2 separate regions of the Homo sapiens genome follow, and region 1 is linked to region 2. Evidence: chromatin contacts called from ENCODE Hi-C or POLR2A ChIA-PET data. All regions are on one chromosome and are shown on one strand. The core of a region is the stretch at or near the end of the contact, and the rest is flanking DNA. Distances in the headings are between cores, read along the strand shown.

The links. A loop is a pair of places that touch in the nucleus more often than their neighbours do. ChIA-PET counts read pairs that join two places held with the same protein, here RNA polymerase II (POLR2A). Pooled maps may share reads with other maps.
Region 1: a map of PC-9 shows a loop between it and region 2 (5-fold over the local background). The contact joins two enhancer-like sites. A Hi-C loop is called at or near these places in 7 of 168 maps with a recorded cell type or tissue (A673, Caco-2, HCT116 and 4 more) and 10 of 50 pooled maps. POLR2A ChIA-PET finds 5 or more read pairs at or near these places in 1 of 52 experiments (BJ).

What each region holds. Positions count from the first base shown.
Region 1 is chr3:124,566,576-124,572,454 of GRCh38, reverse strand. All of the region lies in intron 34 of KALRN (kalirin RhoGEF kinase), which reads right to left. The region is part of intron 2 of LOC105374076 (a long non-coding RNA gene); the gene reads left to right. Among named protein-coding and RNA genes, the nearest start is that of UMPS, 160 kb to the left of the region's middle. Within about 2 kb of position 2,480, at least 2 of the 41 ENCODE cell types and tissues checked have a DNase peak (open chromatin) inside an H3K27ac peak, as active enhancers do.
Region 2 is chr3:124,757,160-124,762,858 of GRCh38, reverse strand. It overlaps ITGB5 (integrin subunit beta 5), which reads left to right. Exons shown (of 15, transcript NM_002213.5): 15 at 1-911. Among named protein-coding and RNA genes, the nearest start is that of MIR544B, 28 kb to the right of the region's middle. RefSeq lists enhancers at 1,283-1,577, 2,114-2,703, 2,704-3,293, 4,844-5,699. Within about 2 kb of position 1,423, at least 4 of the 41 ENCODE cell types and tissues checked have a DNase peak (open chromatin) inside an H3K27ac peak, as active enhancers do.

The DNA of each region.
Region 1 (5,879 bases), core at 1,231-3,730, 190 kb after region 2:
AAAGATTTGCCAGTACCCTTTTAAGGAAAAAAAACAGTAGATTACAATACATTAGGTTGGGCCATTTTTAACTGAAATTGCTGACATTCAACCTGTTTTTTTTTTTGTTTTTTGTTTTTTGTTTTTTTTTGAGATGGGGTCTTGCTTTGTCACCCAGACTGGAGTGCAGTGGCACAATCTAGGCTCACTGCAACCTCCACCTCCCTTCCCACTGCAGCCCTTCCCCCACCTCCACCCCCAGCAGCTGGGACCACAGGTGCATGCCACCATGCCCAGCTAATTTTTTGTATTTTTGGTAGAGATGGGGTTTCACCATGTTGCCCAGTCTGGTCTAGAACTCCTGAGCTCAAGTGATCCATCTGCCTTGGCCTCCCAAAGTGCTGGGGTTAAAGATGTGAGCCACTGCACCCAGTCTCAACCATTTTTTACTACAAAAATGGAGATTTCATGCACCCCAAATTAAAAAATTGGACCTCAAAATGAAGATATTTATGCTATGCTTATATGCATCAAAAATAGGATACTTTGGCTGGGTGCAGTGGCTCACACCTGTAATCCCAGCACTTTGGTAGGCCAAGGCAGGCAGATTGCTTGAGCTCAGGAGTTCGAGACCAGCCTGGGCAACATGGCGAAACCTCATCTCTACAAAAAAATACAAAAATTAGCTAGGGATGGTGGCAAGCACCTGTGGTCCCAGCTATTTGCCACTGCACTCCAGCCTGGGCAACAGAGTGAGGCCCTGTCTCCAAAATAAAAAATAGAAAAAAAATAAAATAAACACAGGATACTTTGGTTAATCCCTTTAAATTAACAAAGGTAATTACCTGATGCAGAGAGAAAAAAACAGACATTTTTAGAAGTGGAAAGGATCCTAGAGGTAATTCAGGAAGACATGAATAAAAGGTAATAAAAATGCTACTTTAGAACAAATAGCAATATGAATGACTGTAGGGAATAACCAGGAAAAAAGTCCAGCCTATAGAGAGTCTCAGAGTAGAAGGCACTTGCCTCTAAGCTCTATGCCCAGAGAGGACAACAGATCAGGTGTCTGTGAGTGAGAAACCAGGGGATGCCCAAAGTTCAAGGGTAAGGATGGACTGTGAAGTTCTCAAATCCAAGGACATTGGAAAGGACTATTAATCCATAAACACAAACAATCACTTTAAACAAGTCAGGATTGTTGAATTTAATTAAAAACATTTTGTTCTGCTCTAAGCGTTTAATAAAAGGATTTATGGAGAAATTGCTAGGCTTATATAGCTTAGGAAAGAAGTGTTTAACATTTTATCTGCAAATTGTATTACTTTCTTCTAGATACAGATCAGAAGGAGAGGGAGAATAATAATTAGCACTGGTGGATTTACACTCGGGGCTCGGACGGGGGAGAATAGAAGGAGACGTGGGTAGAAAGTGTTTGGATTTCAGTGCAATATATGAGGAATATTCTAGCCCTTAGAATTACACTAAAATCCAACAGGCTCTAGAAGTAATAAGCTCCCAGTCCCTAGAAGTGCTCAAGTAATGCTTAGCTGACCACTTGTCAAGGACATTGTGGAAGGGGTTTCTTGTATTTGGAAAGAGAGTGAGCTAGAACACCTTTCACCTGCTTTTCAATTCTAAGATCCCAGGAGCCAAAAGAAGCCAATGTTCTGGAGTCAAATTAAATCTATTCAAGAACCGGTTTTATCCAGTTATAAAAAGAGTAAGTTTCAACTCTAACTTTTTATGATTCTGAAAAATGTCAAGGAGCTCCTTTTAGACTCTCTCCATCTATCTTTAAACATACTTTTCTTCAAAAAGTATCAGTACTCAAATAAATTACAACATTTCTTATTCAAATGCATTATTTTTGGGTTTCAGCTATTCTTACCCAACAGTATTATAATTTTTAAAAACACCATACCACACCTTTTCATTGCAAACATAGGGTAATTCAGCTATGCTAATATAAAGGAAAATGTTGTGGGCTAGTGTGGAAACCTGTTCTCACCCTCATTGATCATACTCCCATGTATACTTCTGCTTCTATGAGGAAGTGAGTTCTGAATCTCAAAGGACTACCTCACATCTAGTCAATTACCAGTACAATCCTATACAAATGAAGAGGATTGAAGGATCGTACTTCAATCCTGCAATTGAGGACTGTAGGATAAAGTAAATCAGCAAGCTGCAATTTATAACATGTCACTTCGTACCTGAAAGGAAATGTTTAGGGAATATTCATCCTCTAATTATTTTTTTAGCCTCCCATAGTGAAGCCATGTTAGGCATTATGGCATAAATGAAAAACCTGAGGGTAGGGCTCCTAATGCAGAATTATACTGAAAAGTAAGAGGTAGAGAAAGACCTTTGGAGGACTCTCCTGGTAGGCAGAGGAGCCTGAACTTTTTGGCATTTTGGCTCCTGGCAGCAGAAAGTGCAGGGGACTTCCATCCTGCAGACAATCTGTTGAACAGGCTGGGCCAGCACCAGGGGTTGGCAGGCCGCTATCAGAGTTGGACTAAGCTCAGCCTGCTGTCCAGAGTGCTCCTTGGAGTCATTCTGCTCCAGCTGAGGACATCAGAATCTTATTAGTTGGCAAAGCACCCACAGGACAAAATCTGTCTCTGATTACTACCACTCCTCCTAGAGAGTGGGGCATTTGGGGCCAGAGGTGAGAGGGAGAGTGGGAAGGTGGGTATGTGTAACTATAATGGGGTTAATGCTCTTAGATTCAGCTAGACTGGCTAACAAGCCAAGTCAGATGGGAGAATAAACTAAAGTGCCTGTCTCAAAGGCTTTCAGACTTGGGAGGGTGTAGAACACAGTGGTAAAGTGAGACCTTGGGAAATGGACAGGCGTGGGTTCAAATTTAGGCCCACTGCTTGTCAGCTATGTGACTTTGAGCATATTACCTAATCTTTTTAAGACTCAGTGTCTTTATCTGTAAGATGAGGAAAATATTATTGCTATTAGCATAAAGCAACCCAGAACCTGACCCATGGTAAAGCTCAATAAATGTTAGGTATTTTTGTGAGTTGGTGACACACTTAACACAAGTCGACATTATCAAACTTGCCCGGCATTCTCAGGCTGTTGATGGTAATTGCCTTCAGAGCCCAAGTTTTATCCACGGTTCTCCACCACCTTCTGCAGCATGGGGAAGCTGTTCCTGAGGCCAAGTAGGTGGTAACAGCAGAAATCATCAGGAGGCCTTCAGGGAGAGGACTCCTCATGAACAAGCCAGGGGTGCCATGGGCCACTGTCCCTCTCCTCTAGAGCATCTGCTTCTGAGGCTCACGGGGGAAGCCTTGGACTTGGTTTCATAAGCAGAGAGGTATTTCCTTACAGCTTCTCCAGACCCTCAGCCCCAGCCAGGGAAGAAAGTGCACAGGAAAAGGAACACAGGTGTCCTGTACAGCCAGGTACAGAAGAACCTAGACTGGTTATTGGAGCCTGGGGCAGAAGTACCCAGGACCAATACTTTTTAAAAGCCATTCTCACCATTTTTAAGTGTACAGTTCAGTGGCATTAAGTCCATTCACATTGTCATGCAACCATCATCACCATCCATCTCCAGAACATTTTTCATCTTGCAAAACTGAAACTCTGTACCCAACAGGCACTAATTCCCCATTCCCTCCAGCCCCTGGCAATCATCATTCTTTCTACATCTAAAAAGTTGACTACTCAAGGTATTTCATTTAAATGGAATCATATAGTATTTGTCCTTTTGTGTCTGGCTTGTTTCACTTATCCTAATGTCCTCAAGGTTCATTCATGTTGTGGCATGTGTTAGAATTTCCTAACTTTCTAAGGCTGAAGAGTATCCCATTGTATGTATATATTCAATTCACCTGTTGCTGGACACTGGGGTTGCTTTCACCTTTTGACTATTGTGAATAATGCTGCTATGAGCATGGGTGTACAAATTTCTGCTTGTGTCCTTGCTTTCAATTCCTTTGGATATATACTCAGATGTTGGATTGCTAGATGATATGATAATCTTATTTTTACTTTTTTGAGGAATCCCATACTGTTTTCCATGGCAGCTGTACCATTTTGCATTCCCACCAGCAGTGTACAAGGGTTCCAATTTCTCCACATCCTCATAACACTTGTTATTTTCTGTGTGTGCACATTTTAAACAATAGCCATCCTTTGCAGTGACATGTTATTGTTGTTTTGATTATCATTTTCCTAGCAATAATTAGTGATGTTGAATATCTTTTCATGTACTTATTGGTCACTTGTATATCTTCTTTGGAGAAATTTCTGTTTAAGTCCTTTGTCCATTTTTAAATTTAGTTTTTGGTTGTTGTTGTTGAGTTGCAGGAGTTCTTTATATAATCTGGACATTAACCCTCAACCTTTCTAATACATCTTTAAGTATCTCCTAAGCTTGACACCCTGGGGGTGCTGAGTCCACAAAGCAGTGGTTCTCAACCCTAAGGGAACATCAGAATCACTAAGTTTGTTCTTCTTCTTTTTTTTTCCCCCTGAGATAGAGTCTCACTCTTTTGCCCAGGCTGGAGTGCAGTGGCGTGAACACAGCTCACTATAGCCCTGAACCCTCAGGCTCAAGCAATCCTCCCATCTCAGCCTCCTGAATAGCTGGGACTACAGGTGCATGCCACTATGCCCGGCTAATTTTTTTCTTTTTATTTTTTTCACAAAAGAACTTAAAAATATACTGATGTCCAGGTCCTTGGCAGCTGGATTAATTGTTCTGGGGTGGATATGAGGCATCAGTATTTTTAGAAACCTCCTCCAGGTGGTTTCTAAGGTGCATCCAGAGTTGGAAACCACTGCTACAAAGGCTTGCCTCTTGGGAGGTGCTGCCCTCCACCACCTGCTGCTGTGAAAGTGAGAGGGGCCTGTGGAAAGGCAGGACTAGGGCTGGAGGGCCCAATCCCAGTGAGAAGCCCTAAGATGTCAGAGTGGCAGTAAAGTAGCAGGAAAGGCAGCCCCACCCCAATTCTGACACACAGCCCCACTCTTTTTCACCAACCCCATCATGAATGACACCAAGACTTATCAGGAGGAAATAACCAACCACTGCTCCCACAGAAGGCAGAGGAGGGAAGGGCAGAGAGGAGCCCTAGCACTACCCAGAAGCTCAACAGGTGCTGGGAGCCCTGGTCTGCTCCAGCTTGGCCACAGACTCCCTGTGGCTTCAGGGAGGTCACCTTGCTTTCCTGAGCCTGAGTGTTCTCTTGGAAGAGAGGAGACCGGGCTAGTGCAGTGGTTCTCAACCCTGACTGCACCTTAGATTCACCTATGGAACACTTAAAAATACTGACCCTCAGGCCCCATCCAGAGATTCTGATTCCATTTGTTCTAGGTGGGGTCTGGGCATTGTCATTTGGAAAAGCTCCCAGATGATTCTCATGTGCAGCCAGCGTTGGGAACCCTGTGCTAGTGGATCATCAAGAACCATCCTGTGGTTCTTTTGTCCCCATTTCTGGGGTGATAGTCATGGCCTGAGCACTCACAAGGTGCTTAGCCCTCACACATAGTCCCTGCTTCACACAGCCTGCAAGAGTGCTGACTTGGTGCTCTCTGCAAATGCTAAGAGGACCAGTTCTCTTATGGGAATTGAAAAAGGAATTGATTCCAACCTCCTGACACCAGATGAGACCACTCTGTCCTATTCCACAACCCCCAGAGGAACATTTTATTCTCAATCTAGTTGTGCATAACTTATAAGGTAAAGCACCCACTGGAGACAAATTACTGCTGAGAGAAGAAAAGGCGGTTTGCCAAGCAGGCAGCCAGCTGGAATAAGAGAAGGAATAGCTTATTGGGTCTTAGCTAAGGCCAACACTCTGGGCAGACCCCAGAGAGACAGGGAAAGGGTTTTGAGGCTGGGCTATGTGCATAACTGCACACACTTTCAA
Region 2 (5,699 bases), core at 174-2,673:
CACAGGCTGGTCTGATACTCCAGACTGCAGCTTGTCAAGTAAGCATGAGGTGCTCGGGGCAGTGAGGGCTGTGCAAGGGGGAACACTGAGCAGATACCTTTGGCCCCTTCCAGCTTTTACTGACAGAGAGTTCCAGGCTAGACACCATAAAAACCACCCCTTGTTCTGAGGGGCTGAGGCTGGAAATAGATTGTACAGACAAGCAAGGGTTGAGTGGTGGTTCCCACACGAAGTCATCTCTTAATCATCATTAGCAATAGCAGTTCCCTTCCAAGGCCTCCCCTCACTCCCGAAACACTTACGTCCCATGCAGGCCCAATGCAAAAAAACACATTTGAGCTTTTTTCCCGCAGGGCCATGAAGTCCCCTTAAGTTCCCATATCTAAGATGGTTGACTGACCCTCTCCCCTTATGTACAGAAGAGGAAACTGATTCTCAGAGAGGGGAAGTGGCTTGCCCGAGTGTTTGTTAGGAGGTTACTGAATGACAAACTGTTCCTAAGACCCCATCTCATGCTGGCCAGAGGGCCAGCCTCCTCATTCCTGCTTGCTCTTAGAAAATCTTTCACTGATCATTTTTTGTCACTGGAATAACTTCAAGGTTATTATGCTTTCATTCCAAATGGATCTGTCCTCAGCTCTGGACCCAATTCCCCTTACTTCATTTTGGCAAACACTAAGTCAAATAGTGAAATGCCTGTCACTACATAGAACCTATTACCTGGGGCAAATACGAACAGATTGAGTTTCCTTCATCTTGTGTAAATATGATGAAACAGAGACCTGGTAACTTGGTGACACTGTTAAACCCTTTTTGGGATAAAGCCAAATGTAAATGAAAACATTAAACAGATAAATTGTGGTGTTGAGACTTTTCTGAATTGAGAAAAATAAATGTAATTTTGGAAGAAACTTTGGGTTTCTCTCATGTTTAATTTTGGGTTTCCTGGAGACAAATCATTAACTGGCTCAGAATCTCATTTTCTCTAAGGGCACGACATTCTTTTTTTTTTTTTTTAAGAGAGGATCTCACTGGGTCACTCAGGCTGGAGTGCAGAGGTGCAATCTCAGTTCTCTGCAGCCTCAATCTCCTGGTCTCCCGTGATCCTCCCAACTCAGCCTCCTAAGTAGCTGGGACTACAGGTGTGCACCATCACACCCAGATAATACTTTATTTTTTGCAGAGACAAGGTCTCACTATGTTGCCCAGGCTGGTTGGTCTACAACTCCCAAGCTCAAGCGATCCTCCCACCTTGGCCTCCCAAAGTGTTAGGATTACATACGTCAGCCACCGCGCCTGGCCTGGGCACAACATTCTTGAGCCACAGATAGCAAAGGAGGATTTGTTCTAGTTCCACTTGACGTGGAAAGTGAGGGTGTTTTCGTCTGACGCCGAGGGATGTTACGGAACCAGTGCTCACGGTGCCTTGCTGCCCCCTGCTGGAAGCTCTTGGCATGAGCTGTTTGGAGATCTGACTCCCGAGATTCCGACCCAATGTATAATTTTAAAGGTTATCCAGCGAGCTGCAAGTGACCACAAAGATAATCTATTCCAAACGCTTCATTTCACAACCCACCCCCAGATGGGTCATTTTGTAATTTTAAGATATTTTTATCAAAATGGGCCTTTGGCCGAGCATGGTGTCTCACGCCTGTAATCTCAACACTTTGGGAGACCAAGGTGGGAGGATTGCCAAAGCCCAGGAGTTCGAGACCAGCCTGGGCAACACAATGAGACCCTGGCTCTACAAAAAAGAAAAAAAAAAAACCAGGGAATTCTCATTCAGCTTGATTGACTAGTACTTTATTAAACTAACCAATCGCTACCTCTTCCAGGGAAGAAATGTGATTTTTAAATTTGTTTAATTAGGATCAAAGCTTGAGGTGATTATCATGAAACTCTTGGGATGAATTTCAGGTAAGAGCAAACAGATGGGGAAAAACGGGCAGGGAGGACAGAAGGTCCTTCTCTGCTGGAGTATGCCCTTTAGCTCCTCCCTCTCCCTGGAGGACATCCAATACCATGGTTCCTACTTGCTTCTGAGGACATCCTTGTATACTCAGCTGTTATGGAATGGATTGTGTCCCTGCAAAAATGCATTTGTTGTAAGCCCTAAAGCCCCAAAGTGATAGCATTTGGAGATGATGGAGCCTTTAAAGAATGAATTGCGATTAAATGAGGTCATAGGGTGGCACCCTAACTCAATGCAGCTGGTGTCTTTATAAGACCAGGTAGAGACCCCAGGGCTGCAGAGAGGAAAAGCTGTGTGAAGACACAGTGAGAAGGTGGCTGCCTGCAAGCCAACAGGAGAGGCCTTAGGGGAAACCATTTTTGCTGACACTTGATCAACTTCCACAGCCTCCAAAACTATGAGAAAGTTAGTTGTTGAAACCACCCAGTCTGTGATATTTTGTTACGGCAGCCTGAGCAGACTAATACAGCTAGTAACAAGCTTTGAGACTGGCAGAGAGGAGGCGGGGAGAAGTAAAAGACGCAAAGGCAGTGACAGTGACAGTGCTGGGATGAGGCTCCGGAAGAGGTGTTGCGCCTGTGGGGTGTGAGGTGCCTGAGGAAGCTGGGGGTTTGTCCAGTGGGCACTGGAAATGCAGACAGGGCATGGCATGTGAACATGCCTGGAGCTGGGTCACTGCCTGCATGGAGGCTGTGAGCACTCAGACAGCTGTGGCCTGGCTGCGACTCAGCGTTGGGGCTCCGAGGTCCTGGCTGCGACTCAGCGTTGGGGCTCCTCTGGAGGTCCCCCAGCTGAGAAGGCCTAGTTAGGTCTCTCCCACCCGGCATCCTGTTCTCCCCCAGCTCTGGGGCTCCAGACTTCATAGTCAGGACCCAGCTCCTACTCAGGCCTTCAGACCCTCCAGGGGTGCAAACATAAGAGCTGGAGGGAGAAGAATAGGAGAGACAGCTGTGAGGGGGCTGCGCCTGAGGAACAGTTCTTCTCAGCCCCCAGAGGCCCTGCCTGCTCAGTTGCTGCTTTGGGAGGGACCCATGGGAAGGAGGGAAAGACAGTCGCTGCCTGGCCAGCCCCCCATCTGCGAGAGCCACCTCCAAGACGGGTTGGGTGATGTGTCAGTGAGAAGGCCTTCATATCCAATTTCTTTCTCTTGGATGTGAATGTCAGGAAGTCCATCTCTCCCCATGACTGATGCTTCCTTCTGTCATACAATGGGGCCTGTATAATAGGTTTGGTATCTTGATGGTTAGGAAGCTGGGAACTGAATGCATTTAGTGGACCAGAGACTGTTCATAACATGGGGACAAGAGAAAAAGAGGCTCGGGTTCTTAGTGCCACCCCTTTTCCTCTCAACCCAACCCCACTGCCCCCTCCATTAACAACCCCCATCCTCTTCCTACCTTCCCCCTCCACACGTCCTGATCCTTCTGATAGATACCCAGCTGCATAACGTCTTCACTTTAAGATGCCTCGAATTCTTGGTGGAAAAAGGCAAGCTCTAAACAGCAAGGGGCAACCCATCAGGGGCAGCCACCTCACTGACCTGCTACAGTAGGAGTTCCTGACCCTTTTGGGTCATGGGCTGCTTTGACATTCTGGTGAATGCTACAGACACCCTTGTTAGAACAATGCCTATAAATGTGTAACAAAGAAGATGCTAAAAAGTCCAATCCTATTTCTCAGGGTTATCATCTCAGTTTGATTTCAAAAACACCCTCCCTGGAAGACACATCATTGAAAGCTTCATTGGTCCCACCCACATAGAATATCAGATCCCTGTGACTGAAAGCAAACTCCTCATTTGATCCTCACAACTACCCCACAAATACCACATTCAGGGAAGGTATTTCCCCATTTTACAAAAGGGGAGATTGAGAACAGTCACACCTTGAGTGACAGTTGGTGAGACCCAAGCTCAAGAATCCCTTCTCTAGAGTCCTCTGCCCTGCACCTGCTCCTGGAAGAAGTCTGTCTCTTCTTATCCCAGAATTCTGCCGCATGATTGGGGAGTCATCTGAGTCTCTGTCTTGGGGGCATACATCTCTACTGAAATAAAGTGAAGTGCTCTAAGAGCAGACTGATACATTATAAAATGTCTCTCCTTCCTCCTTGAATCTTTCTCTTTTGTCCTCATCACATGAGCAGTCTCTGGTACACACATGTGGAGGCCAAGGCAACTCCATCTTGGAAGTGAATCTGCCATGTTGACTTCTGATTAATTCCTGTTCTGGAAAGCTCTCTAAGATTTCCAGTTTATCTATTGTTCCTTGTGTAAGAGTAGGTACTAACTAAACAACCTTGATGTTATTGTATTTACCACAAGTTCTGCCCTTAAGCCATTGTCCTACACACCCCTTCTTTTCACATCCATCTCTTCCCTGTGGTCTGTAGCCCTAGGTTTAGGGGATAATGGTTCAGGGATCCAACAACTTGTCTCACCACTGCCCAAGAGACAGACATAGCTTCTGTTCTTAAGTCCCTATTAAATATTTCTTTCTGAGAAACTGGGTTTGTCAGGCTCTCTCTTTGACTTCTCAGCTTCCTCAGACTTTGAGGGGTAGGTGTGCACAGGCCTGCCAATGCAGAACAACACACGTTAACAAAAACCCCAGGAACTGTTCTATTTTTTTAAATGAAGGAAGATGACAACTGACACAAATGTCATGTTTCCTCGCACAGAAGTTCAATCCTTCAAAGACTCCTTTCTGTCAGGCCTCTGAGCCCAAGCCAAGCCATCGCATCCCCTTGTGACTTGCACGTATACGCCCAGATGGCCTGAAGTAACTGAAGAATCACAAAAGAAGTGAAAAGGCCCTGCCCCGCCTTAACTGATGACATTCCACCATTGTAATTTGTTCCTGCCCCATCTTAACTGAGTGATTAACCCTGTGAATTTCCTTCTCCTGGCTCAGAAGCTCCCCTACTGAGCACCTTGTGAACCCCGCCCCTGCCCACCAGAGAACAACCCCCTTTGACTGTAATTTTCCATTACCTTCCCAAATCCTATAAAACGGCCGCATCTCCCTTCGCTGACTCTCTTTTCGGACTCAGCCCGCCTGCACCCAAGTGAAATAAACAGCCATGTTGCTCACACAAAGCCTGTCTGGTTGTCTCTTCACATGGACTCGAGTGAAATTTGGTGCCGTGACTCGGATCGGGGGACCTCCCTTGGGAGATCAATCCCCTGTCCTCCTGTTCTTTGCTCCGTGAAAAAGATCCACCTACGACCTCAGGTCCTCAGACCGACCAGCCCAGGAAACATCTCACCAATTTCAAATCCGCTAAGCGGCCACTTTTTACTCTCTCCTCCAACCTCCCTCACTATCCCTCAACCTCTTTCTCCTTTCAATCTTGGCGGCACACTTCAATCTCTCCCTTCTCTTAATTTCAATTCCTTTCATTTTCTGGTAGAGACAAAGGAGACAGGTTTTATCCGTGGACCCAAAACTCCGGCACCGGTCATGGACTGGGAAGGCAGCCTTCCCTTGGTGTTTAATCACTGCAGGGACGCTCTCTGATTATACACTCACGTTTCAAGTGTGTCAGACCACGCAGGGACGCCTGCCTTGGTCCTTCACCCTTAGTGGCAAGTCCCGCTTTTCTGGGGCAGGGGCAAGTACCCCTCAACCCCTTCCCCTTCATCCTTAGCGGCAAGTCCCGCTTTCCTAGGGGGTAAGAACCCCCCAATCGCTTATTTCCGCACCCCAACCTCTTATCTCTGTGCCCCAAT